4 separate regions of the Homo sapiens genome follow, and regions 2, 3 and 4 are each linked to region 1. A link is a contact called in ENCODE Hi-C or POLR2A ChIA-PET data. All regions are on one chromosome and are shown on one strand. Each heading gives the region's core, a stretch centred on a gene start or an enhancer-like site at or near the end of the contact. The rest is flanking DNA. Distances are from core to core; before and after follow the strand shown. Region 1 holds the start of HSPA8 (heat shock protein family A (Hsp70) member 8). Region 2 holds the start of TMEM218 (transmembrane protein 218). Region 3 holds the start of HYLS1 (HYLS1 centriolar and ciliogenesis associated). Region 4 holds the start of SLC37A2 (solute carrier family 37 member 2).

Evidence for each region. A loop is a pair of places that touch in the nucleus more often than their neighbours do. ChIA-PET counts read pairs that join two places held with the same protein, here RNA polymerase II (POLR2A). Pooled maps may share reads with other maps.
Region 2: a map of CD8-positive, alpha-beta T cell shows a loop between it and region 1 (24-fold over the local background). The contact joins the promoter of TMEM218 here to the promoter of HSPA8 in region 1. A Hi-C loop is called at or near these places in 2 of 168 maps with a recorded cell type or tissue (CD8-positive, alpha-beta T cell and OCI-LY7), 2 of 37 single-sample maps with no recorded cell type and 11 of 50 pooled maps.
Region 3: a loop to region 1 is called in a pooled map, with 25 times the contacts of the local background. The contact joins the promoter of HYLS1 here to the promoter of HSPA8 in region 1. A Hi-C loop is called at or near these places in 9 of 37 single-sample maps with no recorded cell type and 12 of 50 pooled maps. POLR2A ChIA-PET finds 5 or more read pairs at or near these places in 2 of 52 experiments (PC-3 and PC-9).
Region 4: a map with no recorded cell type shows a loop between it and region 1 (11-fold over the local background). The contact joins the promoter of SLC37A2 here to the promoter of HSPA8 in region 1. A Hi-C loop is called at or near these places in 13 of 37 single-sample maps with no recorded cell type and 4 of 50 pooled maps.

What each region holds. Positions count from the first base shown.
Region 1 is chr11:123,060,796-123,064,087 of GRCh38, reverse strand. HSPA8 (heat shock protein family A (Hsp70) member 8) reads left to right here and starts at 1,952. Exons shown (of 9, transcript NM_006597.6): 1 at 1,952-2,024; 2 at 2,759-2,968; 3 at 3,290-3,292. The coding sequence starts at 2,764. It overlaps LOC124902775 (a long non-coding RNA gene), which reads right to left and starts at 1,426. Exons shown (of 2, transcript XR_007062927.1): 1 at 557-1,426. RefSeq lists enhancers at 1,204-1,473, 2,034-2,203 and a silencer at 1,494-1,883.
Region 2 is chr11:125,110,275-125,113,183 of GRCh38, reverse strand. TMEM218 (transmembrane protein 218) reads left to right here and starts at 1,558. Exons shown (of 5, transcript NM_001258244.2): 1 at 1,558-1,645. RefSeq lists enhancers at 964-1,143, 506-1,418, 1,774-1,863 and a silencer at 1,234-1,303.
Region 3 is chr11:125,885,849-125,889,127 of GRCh38, reverse strand. HYLS1 (HYLS1 centriolar and ciliogenesis associated) reads right to left here and starts at 1,460. Exons shown (of 3, transcript NM_001134793.2): 1 at 1,363-1,460. RefSeq lists silencers at 883-1,272, 1,373-1,422, 1,513-1,562 and an enhancer at 1,703-1,752.
Region 4 is chr11:125,061,712-125,064,791 of GRCh38, reverse strand. It overlaps SLC37A2 (solute carrier family 37 member 2), which reads right to left and starts at 1,487. Exons shown (of 18, transcript NM_001145290.2): 1 at 1,366-1,487. The coding sequence starts at 1,424. RefSeq lists silencers at 1,199-1,278, 1,489-1,678.

The DNA of each region.
Region 1 (3,292 bases), core at 703-3,202:
AATTTATTTCCAGGAAGGAAATTACACTGTAGCGTAACTAACAAAAAACATAAAACAAATCTTGAACCAAAAAAAAGCTAGATTTGATTCTAGCTTACCCAGCTGCTTATCTTCCCACAAATGATTATCTCTGAGCTGCATTTTTCCCCTGATATGGGGATGAATAATACACACCTTAGAGAATTGTGTTGATGATTAAATGACAAATGAAAGCATTTTGTATGTAGTGAAAGCATTGTATAAAATTAAATTCTTGGGACGTGGGAGAGGCTAAGAATATATCTCCATGAACTCTAAGCCAACATTCCTCCCCAAAAGGAAAATATGAAAAGGAAATTCTTCATATGTTTGAGTCTGTCTCTACCCTTTACTGGCTTTGACAAGGACAAGATGTCCTCGCTCTTCTGACAGCCTTTTTCGCAGTCTAGAGACCTTCTAATTCCAGCCCTGCTACTAAAAGTTCTTTTGGTGTAGCCTTAAAAAATCTTTTCCCCCATCGGTGCCTATTTATCTACTAAATAGGAATAACAGCTACCTCGCCTGCTTGAAAGGATACAGGGAGTGTTCAAGGTACCTGAGACAGGCTCTTGGAACCACAAGGCCCCACATATCCGCGGCCATGCACAACATTGCACAATTCAAAATTCTAGGCACCATTGTTTTGTGCACCAGCTCAGTCACGTTTTCAAAGCGTCGGTATGGTCTGTCGTTTAATTTTTGATGAAAGTCAAACCAGGAAAGATATCACCTCATGTTACTGAAAATACAAACGTTCAGAAAGTCTAAATCAAGGACGCACGGCTACTGGAACCTATGATTCCTAATGCCTGGTTCACCTAACCAAGAACACACTCGCCACCATTTAAACCTGTTTATTTTATAAACAACGGGGAAATGTAGGGCTTGGGCTAGTTGGGGAAGGACTGAGCCAAGAAGCCGAATCTGTTCTAGACGGAGGTGGGAAGGGGCCTAACGGTCAGGGCTCAGAGAAGCGGTTTCGCCTTCTTTTCCGCGGAGGGATCCAGACACGACCGCGTCCTGAGGCGGTTCTGAAAAGCCGGGCCCCTTAAACCTCTGCGTCGGGGGCTGCCTCCCGACAGTTGCCGTAGGGAAATGCAGGTGCTGGGAGGCCTGCCGAGCTAACCCGCCCCACCCCGCGGCGGCCTGGCGGCTCCCTCCAATCCCAATCCTGGGGGGCCGTGAGCGAGCAGCCCTAGTGGCACCCTGAAGCCGGAACCTTCGCCCCAGCCCCTCGGGGTCAGCCCTTGTCCAAAGCCACGCTATGAAATACAGATTCGCGAAACCCGGGGCACTTAGAGGCCCGTCTGGAACACGAAGGTGGGGCATGGAAAGGAGGATTCGGACGTGGGTGGGGGAGGGGAGCAACAACCTTCGCAGCCATTTTGTCCTCGCTCCACTTCCGTCTTCTCCTGCCCGGCTCCCGCGCCCAAACCCCTCCCTTCAGGCCCCGCGCGATTCCGCCCCCAGTTCTGTGCCGGCCAAGATCCCGGCTAGCGCCGCTATCATTGGTTAGTTCCAAGTTTGCCCGCCCCTCTTCCTCCTCCTTTTTCCGCCCCCTCCCTCCCGCGGAAGCTGGGGGCGCATGCGTAGAGGTGGACGCTCCCCTCCCCCGCCCGGGGTAACTGAGGACTCCCGCGCGCGGACTCGCTGCGCCCCACCCTCCCTTTCCCCGGGGCCGTCCGGAGAGCGGGGGCGAGCTTGAAAGTTCCAGAACGCTGCGGTGAGTGCGTTATCGTGAGGCGGAGCGCGGTGGGGTGGGTGCGGAAGGGGGCGAGGCCCGAGGAGTGGAGCCGGGCTTGTGATTGGGTCTTGTAAGGGCAGCCGGGCGTCTATTGGCCGGGGAAGCCGTAATGGCAGGCAGCAGGGGCGGGCCCCTTCTGGAAGGTTCTAAGATAGGGTATAAGAGGCAGGGTGGCGGGCGGAAACCGGTCTCATTGAACTCGCCTGCAGCTCTTGGGTTTTTTGTGGCTTCCTTCGTTATTGGAGCCAGGCCTACACCCCAGGTAAAACCTCTGCTCAAGAGTTGGGTTGTGGGTCTGGGAGCGTGCAGCCTCCACACAGGCCTGTTGGGCTTGCTGAGGCTTGGGGGTTCTGAGAATCTCGTCGAGGCGAGTGTGCGGCTCCTTCTACCGGCTTAAAGGGCCTCAGTTTTCGGTGGGATGGCAGCGGTATTTGGTTGCAGCCGGCAGGACGGAAATGTAGGGAGTGGGCCGCAGTGGCCCCAGGGGAGGCTGGGAGACGCCCGGCGGCCGCGTGGCGGGGGAGGGTTGCTGCATCGGTTTGCCTGGCGCGCGGGGAAGTGGAGCCAGCGTTTTCTTTCACCCAGTTCCCTGCTTAGTCCAGTCCCACCGTGGTTCTTCAGAGCTGTTCTTGGCGTGCTTCCAGTATGGGGGTACATTCCGGAGTAGTTAAAAGCCCGTTGACTCCCGGGGGCACTGGCACCTGGCGAGGGAGGGGAACAGACAGTGCTCAGTTCGGGGTAAGACCACGTGTTGAGCAACGCCCCACGCCGTCTGGGTAGATGGGTCCTTCATCTAGGGCGTGCTCTGCTGCGGTTGGCACGGCAACCTGGACTGCAGCACTAGTTCTGGACCTCGCGCGTGCTTAGACAGGAGGTGATGGGCACTATTACCTCTTGGCAGTGGCCATACGTTTTTCCTGGTTAAGTGTTCTGTTAAGGGATGAGGGAAATATTTTGATTAATTGAATTTTTAAACCAGATTTTTCTTTTTTTCAGCAACCATGTCCAAGGGACCTGCAGTTGGTATTGATCTTGGCACCACCTACTCTTGTGTGGGTGTTTTCCAGCACGGAAAAGTCGAGATAATTGCCAATGATCAGGGAAACCGAACCACTCCAAGCTATGTCGCCTTTACGGACACTGAACGGTTGATCGGTGATGCCGCAAAGAATCAAGTTGCAATGAACCCCACCAACACAGTTTTTGGTGAGTTCCTAATTTTAAATGACAGAACAAATATAACAGGGCTAGGAAGCACAAAAGTTTATGAAACGTGAGGAGGGAACTTTTTGATTTTAGAAAAACTGAGCTGAGAGACTTGTTATCAAGTCTGTTATAAAACAGGTTGTAGAAACCTTTCAGGCTGAAATCTGGATAACGTAGGAGGTTGAAGTTTGAACCTTTGCTACCTATATGGTAGTTGAATTCACCTACCTATGAACTGTTAGGTATTTGAGTAATCATGGACTTGAGTTTTATCAGAAGAGCTATGAAATTGAAAGTGTTTTCATTTGACACCTTTTACAGATG
Region 2 (2,909 bases), core at 309-2,808, 2.0 Mb before region 1:
ATAACAAAATATCCCCCAAATAATACAAGGGAAGAAGTGCTCTGGAAACTACGAAATGTTCTGCAAATATGAAGTATTATTATATTTTGGAGAAATTAATTGTACAATAGGGTTGGCCCATTGTTATATCTTGCTTTAAAGTGTTTCCTACTTGTTTCATGTGTTGTTGACCTAACATTACAAAACCACGGGCTATTAAGATGGGAGTCACATCTCATTTCTTGTATATCTTCGCAGTTCCTAACAGAACATAGCTGCAGTCAACACTCAGTTCCAGTGAAATGAATTCATCAAAATAAAGGATTTCTTAGCCACAGAGCTTCTCACTGGGCCAAGTAATGTTAAGTTGCTAAACGCACAACAAATCATTGGTTACTTTATGTGATTGTAAATGAAGCCTCGAAAGTTGAATAAATTTGAGACGTGCAGTTGATGAAATTCAAGCATCTTCTTCTTTTTGGTTCATAAAGCTGTGATTCAGGAGAATTCCTTAAATCAGAGATTCAGTGCTCTAAGATTGAATAGGTTGCTTCATGATATTTCTTAAAATTTTGTTTAAGGTCAAAGGTTCAAACGGTGCAGCTCTCCAATTTGGTATTGATTATTGTTTGTTTCCCCTTCTTGATTCAGTGGTGGAGCACGCAGCCTCTGTCCTACTTCCTTTGGTTGTCCTGATTGATGCATCTTTTGGTCTAACAGGCCATAGCCTCAAAGCAAAGTCATGGCAAGCTTTAGTTGGCAGTTAGGTAACAGCAGTCTGCCAATAGCGTGGGCCAGCTCCAGTTCCAGCAGCCTGGCGGCAGAGGGTTTACTTGATGGACCCTGGGCCTCTTCCCCAGTCTGTCCCGTGGGTAGAATGATCTTTGCCTTTGTCTGTTTCGCAAGGCTAATGGAAGAATTAAATACCAAATAAAACAAGTCGAGATAAAGATAAATGAAGCGTGCCGTTATTACAACTGGTGCTTCGTCCTCAGTTCCCTCCAGGAGGGTTGTTGGGGACACTTAATGACCGGGCCTGAGCTGACTTGTCCACCACATCTTGCGCCCCACTCGAGCTAGTGGGTTGGGGATTGAGATGTTCATCAGGCCCCGGAAAAGGCATTGATGTCTAGATGACTGTGCAGTTCTCTGGAGTTCGAGATCTGAGCTGCCTGGCCCTGCTGCTTCGCTGCCTGGATGGGCAATCTCTATGGTGACAGCGAGTGAGGCCGGAAGAAGTCTCTCTCTTCCGCCCAACAACCCGCCCTCAGGCTAGACTGACCAATGGCCCAATGAGTTACGGAGAGATGGTGTGATTGACAGTGGAGTGGCGGGGGGGCGGGGAGTGCAGCTCGGACCGCTGCTACCCAACCGAACTGAGGTCGGTCCAAAGGCTGACAGGCACCGACCAATCGGAGGGCGTAACGAAGGGTGACGAGCCAACCCACCGCGCTCGGCGTTGCCGGGAGCCGCGCTAGGCGTAAGCTAATGAGGAAGAAGTTGGCCGTTGAAAGAGCAACGCTGATTAGTGAATCTTAAATCACCTAAATGAAAGCCCACTTGTGATTCGCCCTAAGTAAACCAGAGCCCCGTGGGCTGGAACGCGCCGGAATCTGAGGTGTGAGTAGAGCCTGGGGGAGAGTGGATCCAGGTGAAGGGGGCAGAGGTGAGGAAAGCGGGGCGGCTGCGGGGAAGGGAGAAAAGTGGAGGGTCGGGCTGAGGTGGTTGGAAGAAGGCGTGGGCGGACGGCGGTGCACGGACCTCGCAGACCACCCTTACCGCTGATCTGGACCCAAGGCCCGGCTAATAAATACTTAATTGGAGGCAGAGAAGGAAGGACTGTTTTGTTTCATGCTCTTAAGAAAAGGAAGTGTCAGTGCCTGATTCAGATCTCTTATGACCGAGACCTTAATCCCTCTCTAGCTCCTGGGAGGTGGCCAGGTGCACATTCTGAAGACGAGACATGGGGGGCATTGTTTTCCTGTCGCCAGTTTGAATCTGCAACAGGGTTGGGGAGAAGCTTAGAGTTCAAGTGGGGTGTTCCCAGGCTGCAGTGCTGTGAGATCCAGAGAGCGGATAGACCGAGGCTCTGCAGCGCTTCCAACCCACAACACCGTCCAGGAGAGGGATGCAAGGAAGAGACCTAGGTTTACTGATCCTCCTTTTTCTATCAACGTGTTAAGAGCAGATGCTACATCGGTGGCATTTTGGGAGCTTGGCAACTGATTTTTTCCCCAGGCTTGCATTTTATCTAATTACAAAGGTAGAGGCGTTATTCTAATATTTTAAAATTCAAAAGATAGTGAAGTGTTTAAAGTAGAAACATAAAAGTGTGAAAGTAACCCCCCCCCCCCGTTATTTTTGAAGGTTTGGAAAACAGCTATAAAGCAAAGTGAAAAGGACTCTTCCAGAGGAGCACTTCACTCCTTGTAACCCACTGTTTTCTGTTGCTTTCAAGGGCTTGAGTCAGTGTGAAAATCGGGGGATGGGTGAGATATCTCCCTCCAGCAGCAGCACTTAGGCCACATTACCCTCTGAGGAATCCACATTTGTCTTAGATAGTAAGTCATCTTATAAGTCATCTTATAATGGCAGTTAGTATTCTCGCTCATGATGATCAACCTGGTGATGAGTACCGTATTTTTAATCCATTAGGTTACCTGTGCAGGGATCAGTCCATTTATTCCTATTTTCTCTGACAGCTGGATGAAAGGGTATGTAGAAACAACCATTAAATGAACACACACATCTAAAAGGTTTTGAACAAACTCTCTCAGAGAAAAACCTCACAGCATTGAGCACAGAAGGAAAACATTAGCCCTGTAGTTGCTTTTGTTGTCAGCTGCTGAACTGTTCAAATTTAAATTATTTTTTTTCACTCCAGTCTACCTGCTTTAAATGCCACAGATATTAAGTAAATGGACTTACCC
Region 3 (3,279 bases), core at 211-2,710, 2.8 Mb before region 1:
TGACGTTCTTTTAAATTAACATACTTTATTATATTTGTAACATGCAATTATTTAAAACACATTTTATAAGGAAATCACATAAATATAAGGTATATATTATGAATATATCTGAAGTAAACCTAAATGTGAACAGTGTTTGATGGTTATCTGTGACTGATGAAATTTCGAGTATTTTCTTTCTTCTTTACACGTACTAAATGTTGCTCGGATTGCTAAAAACATGTACATACTATGTTTGCATTCTTGTCCGATTTATGTCCTTGGAATAAACTCCTGGAATTGGATTATGACTTAGAAGTTATGGTACTACTTGAATTCTGATTTATGTTTTTCTTTTCTCTTTTTTTTTTTTTTTTTTGAGACAAGAGTCTTGCTCGGTCGCCCAGGCTGGAGTGCAGTGGCGCGATCTCGGCTCACTGCAACCTCTCCCTCCCGGGTTCAAGAGATTCTCCTGTCTCGGCCTCCCGAGGAGCTGGGACTACAGGCGCCCGCCACCAAGCCCGGCCAATTTTTGTATTTTTAGTAGAGACGGGGTTTCACCGTATTGGTCGGGCTGGTCTCGAACTCCTGACCTCACGTGATCCGCCCACCTCGGCCTCCCAAAGTGCTGGGGTAACAGGCGTGAGCCACCGCGCCCGGCCTGAATTCTGATTTATAATGCCAAACTGCCCTCTAGAAAAACAGATTATCCCCAGCACACAGGCCATAAAGGTGCTTGCTTTCATTTCTTCACTCTCTCAGCAGCATGGGGTACTGAAAAATCTTACCAATCTAAAAAGATATCTTAATGTTTTTCTTTGCCTGCTTAGTGAGATTGTATACTGTTTAGAATAAAAAAGATTTATTTCCATTTCGGGGTGGACAAACACCTTGGACGGTTCCATGCTGCAGTCCACAAAAGGTGCAGCTAGAAGGCGACAAGACACGCTCCGCCTTTCAACGGCAAAGCTCGCAGTCGCCCCGCCTGGCCGTGGGCGTGGCTTGGACCCAGGTCGCTAGCGGCCTTCGGGACTCCCCTCCAGCCCTGGGGCCGTCCCCGGCCTCCGCCTGGTCCCAGGGGCGCGGCCCAGGAGCTCAGAAAGGCCACCGGGGCAAAGACCGCGGCGGCGGCCAGCGCACACCGTGACCTCCAGGGGCTGCGGCCCGCCGCGCACATCGCCTGTAGCTCACGCTGCCCCGGCCGCCTCCCTCAGGAACGCAGACGTTGGGGACGGCTCGCCAGGCAGGACCTGGAATCCACGGAGGGAAGCTGCCACTCTGCACCGTCCCGACGGTGGGAAAAGGAGCGAGGGCTCCCGCCGCAGTGGGCCGGCAGCCACCAGGTCCCCGCGTCCCTCCGCTTCCGGCCTTCGCCCGGCTTACCCGCGTCGCGGAAGTCCGCTCTCTGCACCGCGTCCTGCCAGTCGCCAGCAGAGCACCGCAGATTCTGTTAGCTTTCGCGTAACTTGCGCAGGCGCACTGCCGGCCCACGCGCCGAGCCTGCGGTTAACCGCCGACCGCTGAGGTTTAAATCCGGAGAGCGAACCGGCACCCTTGGCCCGGTCCGCCCTCCCTCTTATTGGTCCTGAGGGTAAACGTCCTCCAAGTCTGTATCCTGATTGGCGCACATTTTGTCTGGGCCTTCTCCGCCGGCGGGAGCATGCCCGGGATTTCCAATGTGGCCTTAAAAATATCCGAGCCCGCCTAGCTGAGGCGCGCAGGCAGCAGCCGTTGCTGCGACGCCTCTGGTGTACTAAATCTGGAGGGGAGGTTGGGCCCTCGAAGAGAAGGAGAAGACCCTCAAACCTTGGCTAACGGCGACATAGCTGGCTTTTTGGAGAGGCCGCCTAACGGTCTGCCACTTCATTGGAATCAGCCTCCGCCCTTCTCAACTGGCTGCTGCGGGGCCAGTGGTGCCGGGAGACGAGGGCGGGCGCTCAGGGACGGTTCGAACAGTCTGGGGTGAGTCCGCCTGTGCGCTCTAGACGTTTCCTTGGGGCCTGAGAGAGCGGCTGTATGAAACCCTGGCGCACTGAGCTCTTCCTTTCCTCTGCATGGTGTGCAGGGCCCTGGCGTGACCCGTGGCTGCGTCTCCACAGCTCCTCCCACGTTACTCTAACTGTGCTCCAGCCACCGACTGCCTTGCTCCGACATGCACTTGTTTTCTTTTGGAATGTGCCTGTCTCCTTCACATGGTGTTACTCTCAACTTTTTTTTTTTTTTTTTTTTGAGACGGAGTTTCCCTCTTGTTGCCCAGTTGCCCAGGCTGGAGAGTAGTGGCGCGATCTCAGCTCTCTGTAACCTCTGCCTCCCAGGTTCAAGCGATTCTCCTGCCTCAGCCTCCCGAGCAGCTGGGATTACGGGCGAGCACCACCATGCCCGGCTAATTTTGTATTTTTAGTAGAGATGGGGTTTCACCATGTTAGTCAGGTGATTCTACCCCCTCGGCCTCCCAAAGCTCTGGGATTACAGTTGTGAGCCTCTGTGCCCAGCCACTAATTTTTTTTTTAAACCCGATGTTTTAACTCTTTTTGCATCTGTACCTGTAAAAAAAAAAAAAAAAAAAAAAAAAAAAATCTAGTGCTTGGGGATTGCTGAGGATGAGATCTGTAAAAGCAAGAGGAGAGGCCCTCAGGGTTCAATATCCTAGTCAATACCAAGCAAACCTATCTCAACTGGTCTTGAGTCCTGAGCATTGCATTTTCCACCTTAAACAAATAGGTGCTAGTTGTCAAGTTCATCTTACACCATTTCTTAAATCCAGGATTCAGTGGGAGGGGAGAAATGTTTAATCCTTTTCCTCCAAACACTTCGTATTATCTCTTACTCTCCCTCTTTGCCTCAGGGCCTTTGTGCTACCTCTAAGGCACTTTGAATTTGTGGGAGGAAGAAAATGGAAAGAACAAAGGAGGGAAGATGACAGAAGTAGGTTGTGGAGATTTGAGTGACTGCCCCTACATCTGCAATATCATAACACTCCTTTAGTGCAGCGGTCCCAACCTTTTTGGCACTAGAGACAGGTTTCATGGAAGACAATTTTTCCATGGCTCAGAGAGGGGGTATGGTTTTGGGATGATTCAAGCGCATTACATTTATTGTGCACTTTATTTCTATTATTATATTGTAACATATAATGAAATAATTATGCAACTCACTGTAATGTAGAATCAGTGGGAGCCCTGAGCTTGTTTTTCTGCAACTAGATGGTCCCATCTGGGGGTGATGGGAGACAGTGACAGATCATCAGGCATTAGATTCTCATAAGGAGCATGCAACCTAGATCCCTGGCTTGCGCAGTTC
Region 4 (3,080 bases), core at 238-2,737, 2.0 Mb before region 1:
CCTCTCTAGATTCTCTTTTGAACCGATTATAACATCTTCTGCCTCCTTTATTATGAGTAAAAGAAAATCTTTAACATGGGTTCATTCTTATGTCTTTGTGAGAGTCAGGATTTTAATCTTTTTCTGAAAAATATCTTTTAACAGTCTCCAACTCAAAAAAGACTAGGTAAATAATCTAAACGAGTGAAGAAGGTTAGAATTGATGAGAGCTCTCAACAATTAAAAAGTGTGTAGGGTAGCCAATTGTCTCATTTTGCCCAGGATTGAGAGGGTTGCCGACAAAAGACTGTTTCAAAACCAGGACAAATTGGCCACTTTAATAGCACCTGCCCTATCTAAAGGGGACTCCTCAATCCTATTCATTTAATTTGGAAATTTAGGCCCAGTATTGCTACATCATCCATTTTTCTTTTCTTTCCTTTTTTTACTTCTAGAGACAGGGAGGGGTGTGAGGGGGGAATGGAGGGGTGGTCTCACGATGTTGGCCAGGCTGGTCTCGAACTCCTGGCCTCATGTAATTCTCCCATCTTGGCCTCCCAAAGTGGTGGGATTACAAGCATGAACCACCATGCCCGGTCCACGTCGTCTATTGTTCAAGAGAAGTCTGGAATCTAGCTATTTTTGTTAAATTTTATGATTTGTAAATAATGGCAACTAACACAATATTTTAAAAACTGTGCAGACCAAACGGACTGCTCCAATGGTTGACCGCCTCTAAGGAAGAGTGGCTGAAACCCCTCCACCCCACCTTGCAGCCCAACATGTGGTCCCTGCGGTCAGGAAGAGAACCTCTGTGAAGCCCTTCTCCCACTGCCGAGGGGCTGCCCTGCTCTGCTCTGAGAGCTGTGCCCTTTCCAGGTGCTGAAAGGCCTCGAGACGAGCTCCCAGGACCACTGAGTTCTGGCCTTGGTGTTCGAGGGCTAAAGGAGACCAAGAGGGACACTCACAAACCCCAGTGGCAACCCCTTTCCTCTACCATCCCCTGGCCTCGGTTCCCCAGCCTTCGAGCCCAGGTTCCCCAGCTGCCCAACGACAGAAAGGCGCTCTGAAGGCGCCCCGGATGTGTGTTAGGAGGGGAGGATGGAAACGGGAAACGATGGAGACCCTCCCTGGCAGCCTGTTCTTCCCCAGTGTCACCGAGCCAGCGTCGCGGGGTCTGGGGGAGCGCGGGCGGAGTTGGGCAGGGAGGGTTATCAACCTCCGAGGCGGGCGCCGCTGGAGGAGCTCGGGACCAAGTCCCCCCAGCACCCCTGGCCACGCGGCGACGCCGGGGCCGATCTGGGGTGATCTCCGAGGCCCCCCGCGGCCCCTGCAAGCCCCGAGCCCAGGAGGTCCCGGCACGCCTCCCTCCCCTGCCCCGCTCACCAGCTGTCCCTGGAGAAGGCCCGGAAGAACCAGACTCCCGGAGCCAGGGAGGACCGCATTTTGCCTGACCGGTACCTAAGGCTGAGTCGACGGAGGAGGCTACAGAGCTGGGCGCGTGTCCCGGGCTGGACTGGCTGTCAGCGGGGTTTAAATGCCCCGCCGGCCGGCCCGCCCTGGCCCCGCGGCCTGAGTACGGCAGCGCCCGCCCCCTTGCGCCCGCCCTCGGGGTCGGGTCCAGCGCAAACCCGCCAGTCGTCCCTAGCCCGGCCGCTGGCACCACAGCGCTCCTGTGCTTTGCTTCCCCGCCACTGCCCGACAGCTCTGAGGTGCTGGGGCTCCTCATTCCGCCCTGCACTTTCTGCCTCACCACCCGCTGGGGAACCGAAAGCAGCAATCTCGACGCTGTCCGGTGTGACGTGCCTGCCTGCCCGCACTACCCCGCAGCGCTTCCTGTCCTAAAAAGCCATGGGCTCCGACACGGGCGGGACACGAGACGCTGGAGGGCTGGAAGTCACACTCAGCGGCCCTGCATGACTAATCTCGGTACTCTCACCTTCTGGGAGCGCAGGAGTTTTTTTCGTGGGCGGGGGCGGGGGGGGGACAATATTCGGCCCCAAACACACCACAGGCTCAGGCTGGGGCTTCCTGCCCTGCTCATATTCCACAGGACCCCACTCTTCCCCGGCTTCACAGACACCGGCCCCCACGCGCTCCCGCCATGACAATGTGGCAGTCACTCCTGCTCTCCTTTCTGGAGGCAAGCAGCCACCAGGCAGGGACTTCTGTGGTCCTGAAAGTGACTGCCTCTAGCCTGAAGATTTCAGGGTATGTTTCCACTGATAATTGTGAGATCCTTGTACATGAACCCAAGGGTGAAATACAGAAGGCTGCAAAGGGAAGTATTCCCCTGAGGAATAAAGTTAATAGAACATAAAACAGGAGTGTCGGAGCAAATGGGTTTCAGCCCTAACCCCACCCTGCCCCTAATTCCTAGGAGTGCCCAGGCCCTACGCGCAAGGTCAGAGAAGTGGAGTAACAACTCCACCAAACAGATTAGGACCTAGAATAATGGGCTTGGCTCGTACCAGCCCTAGAATCAAGAAAAAGAGGGTAAGCAGAGTTGTAAAAGCCTCTGTTAATCCCAGGCAGTCAGGGGGCATAGGTCTAGTGGCAGAAATGAAGACGGTAACACGCCAACGACAAAAGGTAAAGGAATAGAGAAAAGAAGAAAGGCATAAGTAGAAGGGAGGCCCAAATAGGGTGCAGAGGCTTGAAACACCAAAGGACCAGTGTCATTAGCGGCAATTCACTAAATCAAACCCCTGATTAGACCACTCACTGTACTTGGGGGTATATTCATTTCACTCTTACAAGTCAGTTAGGTGGCTATTACCCACCTAGGTAAGGTGACTTTATGTCCTGGTTTGCCTGGGACAATCCCAGGAGACACCTGCTGTCCCAGAATCTATGATGGACCCATTCTAGGGTCAATAATCACAGGTACCCCAGGTTAAGGTACTCCTTTAAGGGGCAGCAAATAAACTAGAGGAATGAGCTGATATCCCCAGGAAGGGAATTATTCCTACGCTGCTTATTTCTGAGGGACTAAAGGGAAGGATAAAATTGGAATCCAGTTGAGCCAAGGAAGCAGCTGAAGTTCCTTGATGCTACATTTGAGGAGTAGGTGGACATCACCAGAGGAATGGAAGAGACCA